Regions from separate parts of the Homo sapiens genome. Here all the other regions are linked to region 1. The links are chromatin contacts, found by Hi-C or POLR2A ChIA-PET in ENCODE. All regions are on one chromosome and are shown on one strand. Each heading gives the region's core, a stretch centred on a gene start or an enhancer-like site at or near the end of the contact. The rest is flanking DNA. Distances are from core to core; before and after follow the strand shown. Region 1 holds the start of TLL2 (tolloid like 2). Region 2 holds the start of CCNJ (cyclin J). Region 3 overlaps SLIT1 (slit guidance ligand 1).

The links. Hi-C counts contacts between places; a loop is a spot of excess contacts on that map. ChIA-PET counts read pairs that join two places held with the same protein, here RNA polymerase II (POLR2A). Pooled maps may share reads with other maps.
Region 2: a loop to region 1 is called in a map of naive thymus-derived CD4-positive, alpha-beta T cell, with 2.9 times the contacts of the local background. The contact joins the promoter of CCNJ here to the promoter of TLL2 in region 1. A Hi-C loop is called at or near these places in 1 of 168 maps with a recorded cell type or tissue (naive thymus-derived CD4-positive, alpha-beta T cell), 2 of 37 single-sample maps with no recorded cell type and 9 of 50 pooled maps.
Region 3: a pooled map shows a loop between it and region 1 (4-fold over the local background). The contact joins the enhancer-like site here to the promoter of TLL2 in region 1. A Hi-C loop is called at or near these places in 2 of 37 single-sample maps with no recorded cell type and 5 of 50 pooled maps. POLR2A ChIA-PET finds 5 or more read pairs at or near these places in 1 of 52 experiments (activated naive CD4-positive, alpha-beta T cell).

The regions. Positions count from the first base shown.
Region 1 is chr10:96,511,728-96,515,359 of GRCh38, forward strand. It overlaps TLL2 (tolloid like 2), which reads right to left and starts at 2,199. Exons shown (of 21, transcript NM_012465.4): 1 at 1,784-2,199. The coding sequence starts at 1,958. RefSeq lists enhancers at 271-790, 1,980-2,049.
Region 2 is chr10:96,042,265-96,045,931 of GRCh38, forward strand. CCNJ (cyclin J) reads left to right here and starts at 1,319. Exons shown (of 6, transcript NM_001134375.2): 1 at 1,319-1,455; 2 at 2,089-2,198. The coding sequence starts at 2,130. All of the region lies in intron 2 of ENTPD1-AS1 (ENTPD1 antisense RNA 1), which reads right to left. RefSeq lists silencers at 708-902, 1,030-1,599.
Region 3 is chr10:97,015,484-97,018,701 of GRCh38, forward strand. It overlaps SLIT1 (slit guidance ligand 1), which reads right to left. Exons shown (of 37, transcript NM_003061.3): 28 at 3,103-3,200. Among named protein-coding and RNA genes, the nearest start is that of SLIT1-AS1, 86 kb to the right of the region's middle. Within about 2 kb of position 1,383, at least 3 of the 41 ENCODE cell types and tissues checked have a DNase peak (open chromatin) inside an H3K27ac peak, as active enhancers do.

The sequences.
Region 1 (3,632 bases), core at 949-3,448:
ACTGGAGATGCACAATACATTCCTGAGCAAATCAATCACTTCCCCACTCCGGGCCTCAGCGGCCCACACTGCCTCCCAGAGTCCCCAGGTCACACCCAGCAGGGTCTAGGATCTGACAAGTGGGGGAGGTGGTCCAGCCACTCCCTTTATCCCACACCTATTTTCCCAGCTTCAGTGGCCCTCTTTTCAGGGCCAGGCTGCCATTCCAATAGTGCTCTGGAGCCTCTTCTCCCTGGCCTTGAATTAGGTCCCATAAGGAACTCATGGTACCTGGGCCAGGCATGCTACCTGCTGAGGTTTTCTCCAGTTGTCCAGGAACCAACTCCTCTGCCCACCTTCCTAACTCAGAAGCCCCAAGAGATACAGCAGTAGGTAGATATTCTGCAGGAAACTTCCCTTACTAAGACCAGGCCCCTCAAGACTAGTTTGATCTCAAACCTTCACAAGATTCTCAAGTCTCACAAACTCCTCCTGCCTCCTAGTAACCTGGTCTTCCCCAGACTTTACCCAGTTCTGACCCTCCCAACCCCCAGCCTAGACCCGAGCCACTGCAGTGATAGAAACAATAAAAAATAACGACAATGCCATCATTTCACTTGCAGAGAATTTTCCCACAAATCACCTGAGTCCTCCTATAATTACTGCCACCAATTTAGAGATGAGTAACCTGGAACTGATAGAGGTTTCCAGGGCGTGAAGGGGCAACCACTGGCCCACAGGCCCCGCAGAGACCTGGCCGGCCACAGCCCCGGGAAGGAGCACCTGCCTCGCCGAGGGTGGAGGTCGCGCTCTTCCCTCCCCATTCTTCTCTGCCGACCGCCAAGTGAAACGGGGCCCCACAAAGCCGGAGATAAACACCACTACTCGCGGGACACTGGCCATGGGCCAGGAGCGTCTGTGCGAGCCTCTGAGCCCAGCATCTCCCTGGGAGCGTGAGCGTGAGCACCCCTCTGTCCGTGCTGGAACTGCCCCACACTCATCAGCTTGCTGGAACATGCGCTTGGCCCTTCGGAGGCTAACGCTTCAACGACTCCAGCTCGGAAGCCGCTCCCCTCAGGACTCACGAGCCGATCAGTGGCCCCGAGGAAGCGGGAGCTGCAGCGCCCGGGCGGCGATTGCGCCCGAAAGGCCCGTACGTCCTGGGGCGCCGCTTCCTGGAGGGATTAGAGCACCTGCCGGCTTCCATCTCCGCCCGCCCAGAGCGACCCTCAGGCCGGTACCGCTACAGGGAAGTTTCCGGCTATTCGAGTCTTGCTCATTCTCCCTCGGCGACCCCTTTCCTTTTGCCCGCTGTGACGCTTTTCTTTTTAAAATCTCCCAAGAGTAACCACAGATCTTGGGAAACTTTGCGCGAAACTTAAAAATGCTGTGAAATCGGAGCCAGGAACTCCATCTGAGCCTCGGAGCGCCGCGCCCAGTCCAGCTCTTCTGCTCCGGCCCGGAGCGTCTGGCGGTGGCCAGTGCTGCCCACTCGCTGTCAGGCGGCCCTGGCACCCACCCCGGCCCCTGGGCGCCCTCTCGGCCTCTGGCACCCGCTCTGATTCGCTTTGGGAACGCGCCAGCTGTCGCCCCCCGGTGCGCACCGCAAACCTGGGGCCGGGACATCCCAGCCTCGGAGTGGTTTTTAAGCAATTCCTCGGAGGCATTGTCTTCCGGGGGAGCCGGGGATCTCAGGGGAGGGGAGGGGAGACCCGCCCCATAGACGGTAGTGCAGGCTTGCCCACCACCTCATTTGCATTTCAAAGGCAAACTTCTGCGGGACTTCCCCAGCGGCGGCACCTACCGGCTTTGCAAGGGTCGTGGTAATGCTCCAGCTGCTGCTCCGTGCCCTCCTCGCCGTCCAGCTCTGAGTAGTCTGCGGTGGCGTCCGGGCGCTCCCCGAGTCCCCCGGCGCCGCGAGGCAGCGGCAGCAGCAGCAGCAGTGACACCAGGGCCCCAAGTGCAGTCGCCCGGGGCATGGTGGCGCGGGGCCGGCTGGGGCAGAGGGAGTTGCGTGCACGAAAGCTCAGCTCGGCCGAAAGACGGCGCACACTGGGTCGGTCGGCTCCGGCCGGGACTCGGTGGTTACACAGGGCTGCTGGGCATGGCTCAGGCGCGGAGCAAGCGGAGCGCGGCGCCCCCTGTCTTCGTCGAGGCAACCGGGAAGCAGCCGCTCGGAGCTACTTGCCCGGCGGCCGAGGCTGCGGCGGCTGCGAGTGTGGCGGTGGCGGCGGTGGTTGGAGCAGTGGCCGCTCCGCCCCTCTCCACCAGGGCTGGACCACACAGCCTTCGCCCGGGGCCCTAAGCAGCCAATCACTCGGGCGCCCGAGGCGAGGCCCCTCCTCTTCCCGGCACCTTCGCAACTTCGGAGGCAGGCGAGCGAGGTGAAGATGCTGGAGCCAAAGGCCGGGGCCAGCTCCGCACCCACCCAGCCTAAGGCGCCTGCCCGGGGCGCCACCTCGGCCTCTGGCTCCCGAGAATGCTGCTCCTGAAGATCGGGACTGGGCTTCTCGCCTTGTTTTATTTCCATAACTCACTTTACAACTCCCCGATGCACACGTGGCCAGAGTGGTTAGAACTCGGAGCGCTGGACCAGGAGCCCTGTGTACGGATTCATGTCACTACCAACTGGCTATGTGCATTCGGGCAGCTGCTTCTTTGCAGGGATGAGTGAATGTCTCTCAGGTCCCTCTCAGCAAAGAAAAAAAAATCGAGGATTTCGATTCTCTCAGCTCTCTCCACATTCCCTAGTCGAGCCATGAAGGGCGCTTGCTGGCGGCAACTAACCTAACCTAGTGGCCGGCGATAGGTAATGAAAAAAGATTTAAGTCCACAGATTTCCCCTCTCGGTGACCCTATCTTTCAGTAAAACCGTCTAAGATGCTTCACACAGTCAAAAAGACACAAATGAACAGCTGTACGTGCTACTTGTGTTAAATTACAGACATGTTTTTATTAAATAAGCCACTCACCGTTAACTTGATGGAATAAAAATGACCAATTTCTGAAGTCTGTTTTTTTTTTGCCAATTAAAAACATATGCCCAAATAATGACACTAATCAAGAGCTATTTGAAACCCACTTCTATTTTGTACCTAAAATGTAAAAATTCTCAGAACTGAGCCATTTTGATTTAGAGATATAAAAAGTATTATTACTGTGAGGCTTTTCAAAGATCTTTTTATGCAAGTAAAATGGCCCTGTCAACTATAACACACAAATGTGTATGTGTAGAAATGTTTTGCATCATGCCCAGTAGAATCTTTTTTCAATTTAAACTGCAAGCAGAAAAATGGACAACTTTCCTTTTGGATTTCCACATGGTTTCACATACATCAATGACAAAATAGTCAACAGGGAGCCCAGAGCTGGGCTTCACATCAAACTCTGAATTTCTTGCACTTATGGTCATCTGTCTTCTCATCTATCAACTGGGATAACAAGTCCTTCACACAAGTAAAGGGCTAAAAGTTAACTATTGGAAGGATGCTACTCATATTTTGTCCTCGTTCTTAGAAAGAAATGCAATGTTGACCCTGCCTCATGCTGTTTTCATCAAATGGGCACATAACATACAGAATGGAGCCAGACAGGGCAAGATCTGGTTAGAAACTGGCAGGTGGAAGGAAGGAATTTGAAGAGGATAAATGCCA
Region 2 (3,667 bases), core at 69-2,568, 470 kb before region 1:
CCATTAAAAATGGCATGAAGCTTTTAGCCTGATGTGTCTACCTTCACTCTAGAGGACCCTGCAACTGAGAGACAGGCCAGGGCAGCCTTCTCCCTGGACTATGTCGGGTTAGGCCGGGATCTGCCAACTTCAGCTTCTGAGTTTCCCTTTTCTTGCCTTTGGTTCCTGCGGGCCTGCTCTCCTGGGTATAAGCATCGTCTATGGATAGGGTACGGCTCATATACATGTCTGCTGATGATCTTCAAATGAAGATGCCACCCAGAATCACATAAAATGTATTTATCACTTTGTAGTAGTTCTTTATCATCATGTATCTTTTTGGACAAAGGATTCAAAGTAAAAGGGGTGAAGTTTTAAAAATATTTACGTTTTACTATTAAGAGATTGATCTCCAGTCTCAGAAAAGTGGACAGTCTCACTGTCCTAGGGTTACCATCCACCTCTTTTGTGATAATCCACCAAAGAGGTTAAAATACAATTGATTAGGTTTCCTCTAATCACATTTCAGCCCCCATATCACCTCAATTGACGTCGGAGTGTTCTCACAGTTTTGCAGTTTCCTGATTTACGAGCACAGATGGTTAATTACATCCACCATGGGTTTGACAAGCAAGGTTACTAGAAGTAATCTTAAATGTCTTCATTCAAAGCTCTTGGGAATCCCTACAGCAACGAAAATAAGGAGGGGGAAGAGATTAATTAGGTTTCTAGAAGAAAGGTGGAGTTTGAGGTGGAACTTAAAAAAAGAGCATAATTTCACAGGAAAAAAAAAACGCTTCAGGGGCTGCAGAAACAGCTAAAGCACATTTGGAGGGCCTGATGATCCACGGAGCAGCCCCTGGGATGGAAGCGGTTGGTGCAACGTGAAGTAAGGTAAACCGAATCCATGCCGTGAAGACTTTTAAACGCCAAACTGAGGCGTCGGAACTTTGCTCCGCGGGCATCGAGGAGCCATCGAAGGTTCTCAGCAGGTGAGTGGCCTAACTGGATTGGTCACTGCAGTGATCCACCTTACAATTTCTCCGGCGCTCTCTGCCGACCTCAGCCGGCGATCAGGCCGGCTTCGCAGTAGGTGGCGGCTGAGCGCCCCGGCAACCGAAGCGCCAGGCCAGCCCAGGCCACGCCGCGCCGTGCGGGATGCTGACCGTACCCAGGCGGGAGCCGCCGCGCCGCCGCCTGGCGCTGCACCTGGGCCCGGCCCGGCCGCCAATTGGACGGCTCGGGGCGACCCCGCTGTATCGCGAGACGAGATTGGCAGCGGCGGGGCCTCAAGTGCCCCCGCGCTGGCTTTGTATGCGGAGCCGCCTGCCGGTCCTTTAACAATGGGCGGCGCGAGCGTCCAGGCGCTGGGCTCTAGCTGAGGCCGGCGCTTAGCGGCCCACTGTCCGCAGCATGAGCGGGGCCGGCGTCCGCCGCACGACGGCGGGGCTGGGGCTGTGAGGGCCGCGGTTCCGGGTAAGGGAGCCAGCGTGGGGCCGGGCGGCCCGGCAGGCCTGGGGTAGGCGTGGGGCAGCGGACCCTCCCGGGGTGAGGCGCAGAGCCTGGCTGGCCCGGCCTTTTGTTCCCCTTTCTGAGGCCGCGCGGAACGTGCGTTTCTCGGGGCTCCCGGGGAGGAGCAGGCTCCCGACGTCCATGCGGAGACCCGCGGCCAGGCAGACGCTCACCCCCGGGCTTTGCCATGGGAGCGTTTCCCCTCAGCGGGGCTATGAGCGTGTCACCTCTCCCCGCTCCTCAGGGAGGGCGGGAGAACTCCAGCCCCGGACGCAGGGAGCCCCAGCCGGGCCTCCCCCAGCTCTTCCCGAGCTCGCACCTGGCTCCGCGCTTTGGCAACTCAGGGCCCGAGTGGATCCCCTTTTGCCCGACACATAGTCGAGCAGTGAGTCTCAGAGTCCTTCGGCTCTTCCTGCGGGGGCAGACCCGGCTTCGCGTGTGGCGTTGGGGGAAACGACTCGGGTCGGGCTGGGTTGAGGAAGAGTCAAGTGAAGATGAGCAGCCACACCGGGTGGCCTGAGGTCACACCCCCCGGGGAGGGGGCGCAGAGGGTCGCGGGGGAGCCGGCAGTGACCGCGCCTGGGGTGTGTCTTACAGACTCGAGTTGCCGCGTCGGGCTGGGCGCGCCGCCGGGTCCCATGGAGCTGGAGGGGCAGTGGTGGCGAGGACAGCTGGCCGCCGATATTCACCAAGCGCTTCGCTACAAGGTAACTCCGAGGCCCGGCCTGCCTTCTCCTTCTGTGTGTCGCGCCAGTTGTTCTGAATCTCGGCTCTCTAGAAGGTCTAGTCAGGTTCTTTACTCACTATCTTCCGGGCCAGAAAAGGCGAGTTTGCTCATTTGCTCAAGGTTAATTAACTTCTTGGCTCCTTCTCTGGGATGTATCAAAAGAACCTGCAACCTGAATGAGTAGGGAGATGGTAGTTGGGCCAGGGAAGGTGGAAAGGGGCGTTCTGGCTTCCAGGTGGGTCATGAATTTGATCTTGTATTTTAAAAGATATATACACTGAATTTTTGTTGGGCAGAACAGCCCTCTTTGTTCGAGAGTTGCCGTTGCATGCAGCCAGTTTAAGTCGCTTTTGTACATAAATTCCTCAGCCTTTCCGCTAACTTGCCGTGAGACGTGGACAAGTGAAATTTCTGTTTCTTGATTTCCTCATCTGTAAAATGAGGAATAATGAGTGTGCCTTATGATTCTGGCGATTGTGAAACTTAAGTTAGTACCGTACATGTGCTTAGAAACTGCTCTTGGTATATAGTAAGCACTAAGTGATAACTTCTTATCACTTACCCCTCAGGATTTGGGCTGTTCAAAAGCCCTAAAGTGGAGGGAGTTGGCTGCCCCTTCCTGCTGATATCAAAGGCAGAAAGTAGACTTAATAGATATTGGAAAAAAATACTTTTCCAACACAAAGCAAAGTCTGTGTATTGTTGCTATTAAGTAACGGTTTTACTCTGCATGTGGCAAGGCAGATTAATGAGACATTTCTGCCTCTTCGATAACCAAAAGAGAGACCAGATCCAAAATGATCTCTAGCTTAACTCAGTTTCACCTTGGATAAAGAAAGCCATTTGTTAAATGTAGAAAATTGAGAAAGAAGCAAAACAGCTGACTTTCAATAAAAAGGATTCTGACTCTTGGGGTTGAGATCCTGGAATGATAATGAACTTTTATCTTGAGTTTCTGACCAGGTCAAGTAGATTGGAAAACCTAATTCTGACTTAAATTGTTACCCTTTTCTAGGCCTGAGATTTCTAAATGCTACTTAACTAATTCTGACATTCAGTCTCTTAGATTCACTAAAATACAGTTCAGCCCCCTAGGAGATGGTTTATACCACATAAAAATTCTAACTAATGGGATCTCTGGAGTGTTAGTTAGGAAAGAGTTGCAGTTTCTTGGAAAATTGTCCAGATACACTTTTGATCTTTTTTTTTTTTGGCAGATGTCATCTTTCAATGTGAAATGTTTTCTTTTTTAAAAAAATTAATATAGTTGCACATATTTTGAAAAGTGTTTTAAGTGTCAGCCTTTTTATCCCTCTGGTATGTAGTGAAATTAATTAGTTGATATTAAGAGTACTTTTTTTTTGAGTTGGAGTTTCACCTGACCTCAGGTGATCCACCTGCCTCGGCCTCCTAAAGTGCTGGGATTACAGGCATGAGCCACTGCGCCCA
Region 3 (3,218 bases), core at 133-2,632, 500 kb after region 1:
AACTCCTAATCTCACCAGTTTATTTACATGAACAAACTTCCCAGCATTTATATCTATAAAAACAAAACAGGAAAAGATCAAACGCTGTGTCCTCTCTCATTCTGCAACATTCACCCATAAACCAACTGAGAGAAGAAAAGAACAAAAAAGCACCCATCCATCTCATTAAGAGAGATACAGTCCAATAAAATTTTCCTTCTATGTGTAATAATTTTCAATCCAATTCTATAATACAGTTATGTTGTTTCGAATTATTGTAGGGATAACTCGCTGCAAAAGAAACTTTAAATCAGAGGCTTATGGTGATGAGAAATAAGAAAAAAACTTTAAGTTTTAACTTACGTGTACCCATGTTGGGGACAGAGACGCATGGCAGAGTACTCAAGAAAAGAGTCTAGCATAAAAATATATTTGGTTAGAAAAAAAAGACAGGAGGGTAAGGAGTAAAATGGAAATACTAGTTAGAGGAGAAAAAAGAACAAGGTAAAATGTTTAACTGTTAAAGAAGAACTTGTTCGTGTCATTTTAAAATGGTATCCAATTGGCCACGTGGGGTGGCACATGCCTGTAATCCCAGCACTTTGGGAGGCCAAGGTGGGTGGATCCCTTGAGGTCAGGAGTTTGAGACCAGCCTGGCCAACATGGTGAAACCCCGTCTCTACTAAAAATACAAAAATTAGCCGGGTGTGGTGGTGCATGCCTGTAGTCCCAGCTACTCGGGAGGCTGAGGCAGGAGAATTGCTTGAACCCAGGAGGCAGAGGTTGCAGTGAGTCGAGATCTCGCCACTGCACTCCAGCCTGGGTGACAGAGCGAGACTCTGTCTCAAAAAAAAAAAAGTGTCAAAATGATGTGCTGTTTAGATTGCATTGGAGAATGATAAAAGAGTGATTTAATGTCATATTTTTAAAGCTTAATTTATTTTTTTATTTTAGAGACAGTTTCACTGTGTTGCCCAGACTGGAGTGCAGTGGTATGATCACAGCTTACTGCAGCCTCAACTTCCTGAGCTCAAGTGATCCTCCCTCCTCAGCCTCCTGAGAAGCTGGGACTATAGGCATTCACCATTACACCTGGTTAATTTTTAATTGTCTGTAGAGATGGGTTTTGCCATGGGGATTTTGCCATGTTGCCCAGGCTAGTCTCCAACTACTTGTCTTAAGGCCCTTCCACCTTAGCCTCCCAAATAAAGTGATAGTTTTATTCTTAAATGTTAATAATATTTATAATATCTGGAAAAATTACCTCCTTTGCAATGAAAAACTTAAAATGAAAATTTTAGCTGTCAATCTAAGGATGTGTGAGGGAGTGTATAGTTTTTAGAATGTATCTGGGGAGTCTGTGAGTAAAAAGAATTCAAATCACCATTGCAGGAAATGGTCTGTGGTTAACTGTTTTCCCTGAAGGCTGGAGGGGACCAGCAGCAGGGTTTTAAGCTGGGGTGACAGGGTCAGTTTCACATTTCAGAAAGTGGCCTGTGGTACGAGCTGGGGCAGGGTAGCGGGAGTAGACACAGGTCAGGGGATAACAGGTGCCCCAGAGAGCCTTGGGGTTGAGGGGTAACTCGTGGAGGCACCCCCTTTCCACCTGGAGAGCCCACTCCCGCAGCCCGCATTCTGTAAGGCAGTGAGGTGAGGGGGCTGCCCCATCTCCCCATCTCAGGGTGAAGGGGGTGTCCTTTCAGCCCCCAGCTGGGGCGTCTCAGGAATGAGGAGGGCGCGCCCAGGGAGTTGCTCACCGAAGCCCCGAGGAGGCTGGGTGCAGAGTGTAAGGACGCCGTTTCCAAGGCAACCAGGGGAAGAGAGGCCATTTAGTGATTCATTTTTACATCTGGTAATTTGGGTATGCAGAGGCAGGCTCAGCCATTTCTGCCCCCAGATTCAACATCATTTTCGGAAGAGCCAATGTATTGCGCCAGCAATTTATTTTCAGCAACTAAATACTATGTATTCCTCAGAAAAGCTCTGGGAGGGTGGGGCTCATTGGGCGGTCCTGTGGGGAGCAGCCAGTGGGAGGGCGCTTGCGTTGTGATGTCAGCTCTGGAAGGACTTAAGAGATGGGGTCATTAGGGCTGGCCCCTTCACTGAATAGCAGAAAATGGGCTGCTCAGGGCAGGGCCGGAGGGCTATCCCCTCCCACAGTGCCCAGTGTGACTCATGAGATGGGGGGACCCCAGAGAAAGCAAACAGGCCTTGGCTCCCACCTCTGGGCAGGCCTCACCCACCCAGTGGCAGCCCCAGCTGTGTCTCAGGGGCTCAGGGGGCAGCTTGAGGAGGCTGGCCAGGGCCCTGTCTGCAGGCAGCACTGTCAGGAGCAGGCTCTTCGAGGGAGATTGGAGGCTTTGGGGTGAATGGAAATTTTCTTTTCTTTTTTTTTTTTTTTTTGAGACAGAGTTTCGCTCTTGTTGCTCAGGCTGGAGTGCAGTGGAATGATCTTGGCTCACTGCAACCTCCGCCTTCCAGTTTCAAGCGATTCTCCTGCCTCAGCCTCCGGAGTAGCTGGGATTACAGGCGCGTGCCACCACACCCAGCTAATTTTTGTATTTTTATTAGAGATGGGGTTTCACTATGTTGGCCAGGCTGGTCTCAAACTCCTGACCTCGTGATCTGCCCACCTCGGCCTCCCAAAGTGTTGGGATTACAGGAGTGAGCCACCGAGCACGGCCTGAATGGAAATTTATAGGAATTTCAAACACCCCTGCTGTGGTCCTTGGCACTGCACTGTATATGCTTTGGCCATGGAATCCGAGTGCCTTCAAAAAGGCCCCCATGGCACCTGGCAGGAGCAGGAAGAAGGCCTGGAGCAGGAGGCAGCAGAGCCCACTCCAAGCCCTGCTCAACCCTGGAGCTGGGGAGCTGTGCGGCTTAGGTATCCACTGGTCTCTCTGTGCTCCCACTGCATCTGCGCAAGGAAGGGCTTGGCCTGGTGGGCTTGGAGAGCCCTCTGGCTATGATTTGGAGTACATGCCTGCCCCCGACAGTGCGCCTCCACCTCCCCACAGGGCACAGGAGGCCTGGGCCATCCCTGATGGAGAGGAGGGCCCTGAGGCACAGGTGCTGGGCCCATCAGCACTCACCAGGCTCCTGCCCCTCCAGGTAACTCACGTGAACGGGGCATCCTCGCCCTCCTGTGCATGGCAGGTGCCCCCATTTTCACAGGGGCCACTGGAACAGCTGTCCAGGGACACCTCACAGTCTCGACCCTGGGGGGAAAGTCAGTG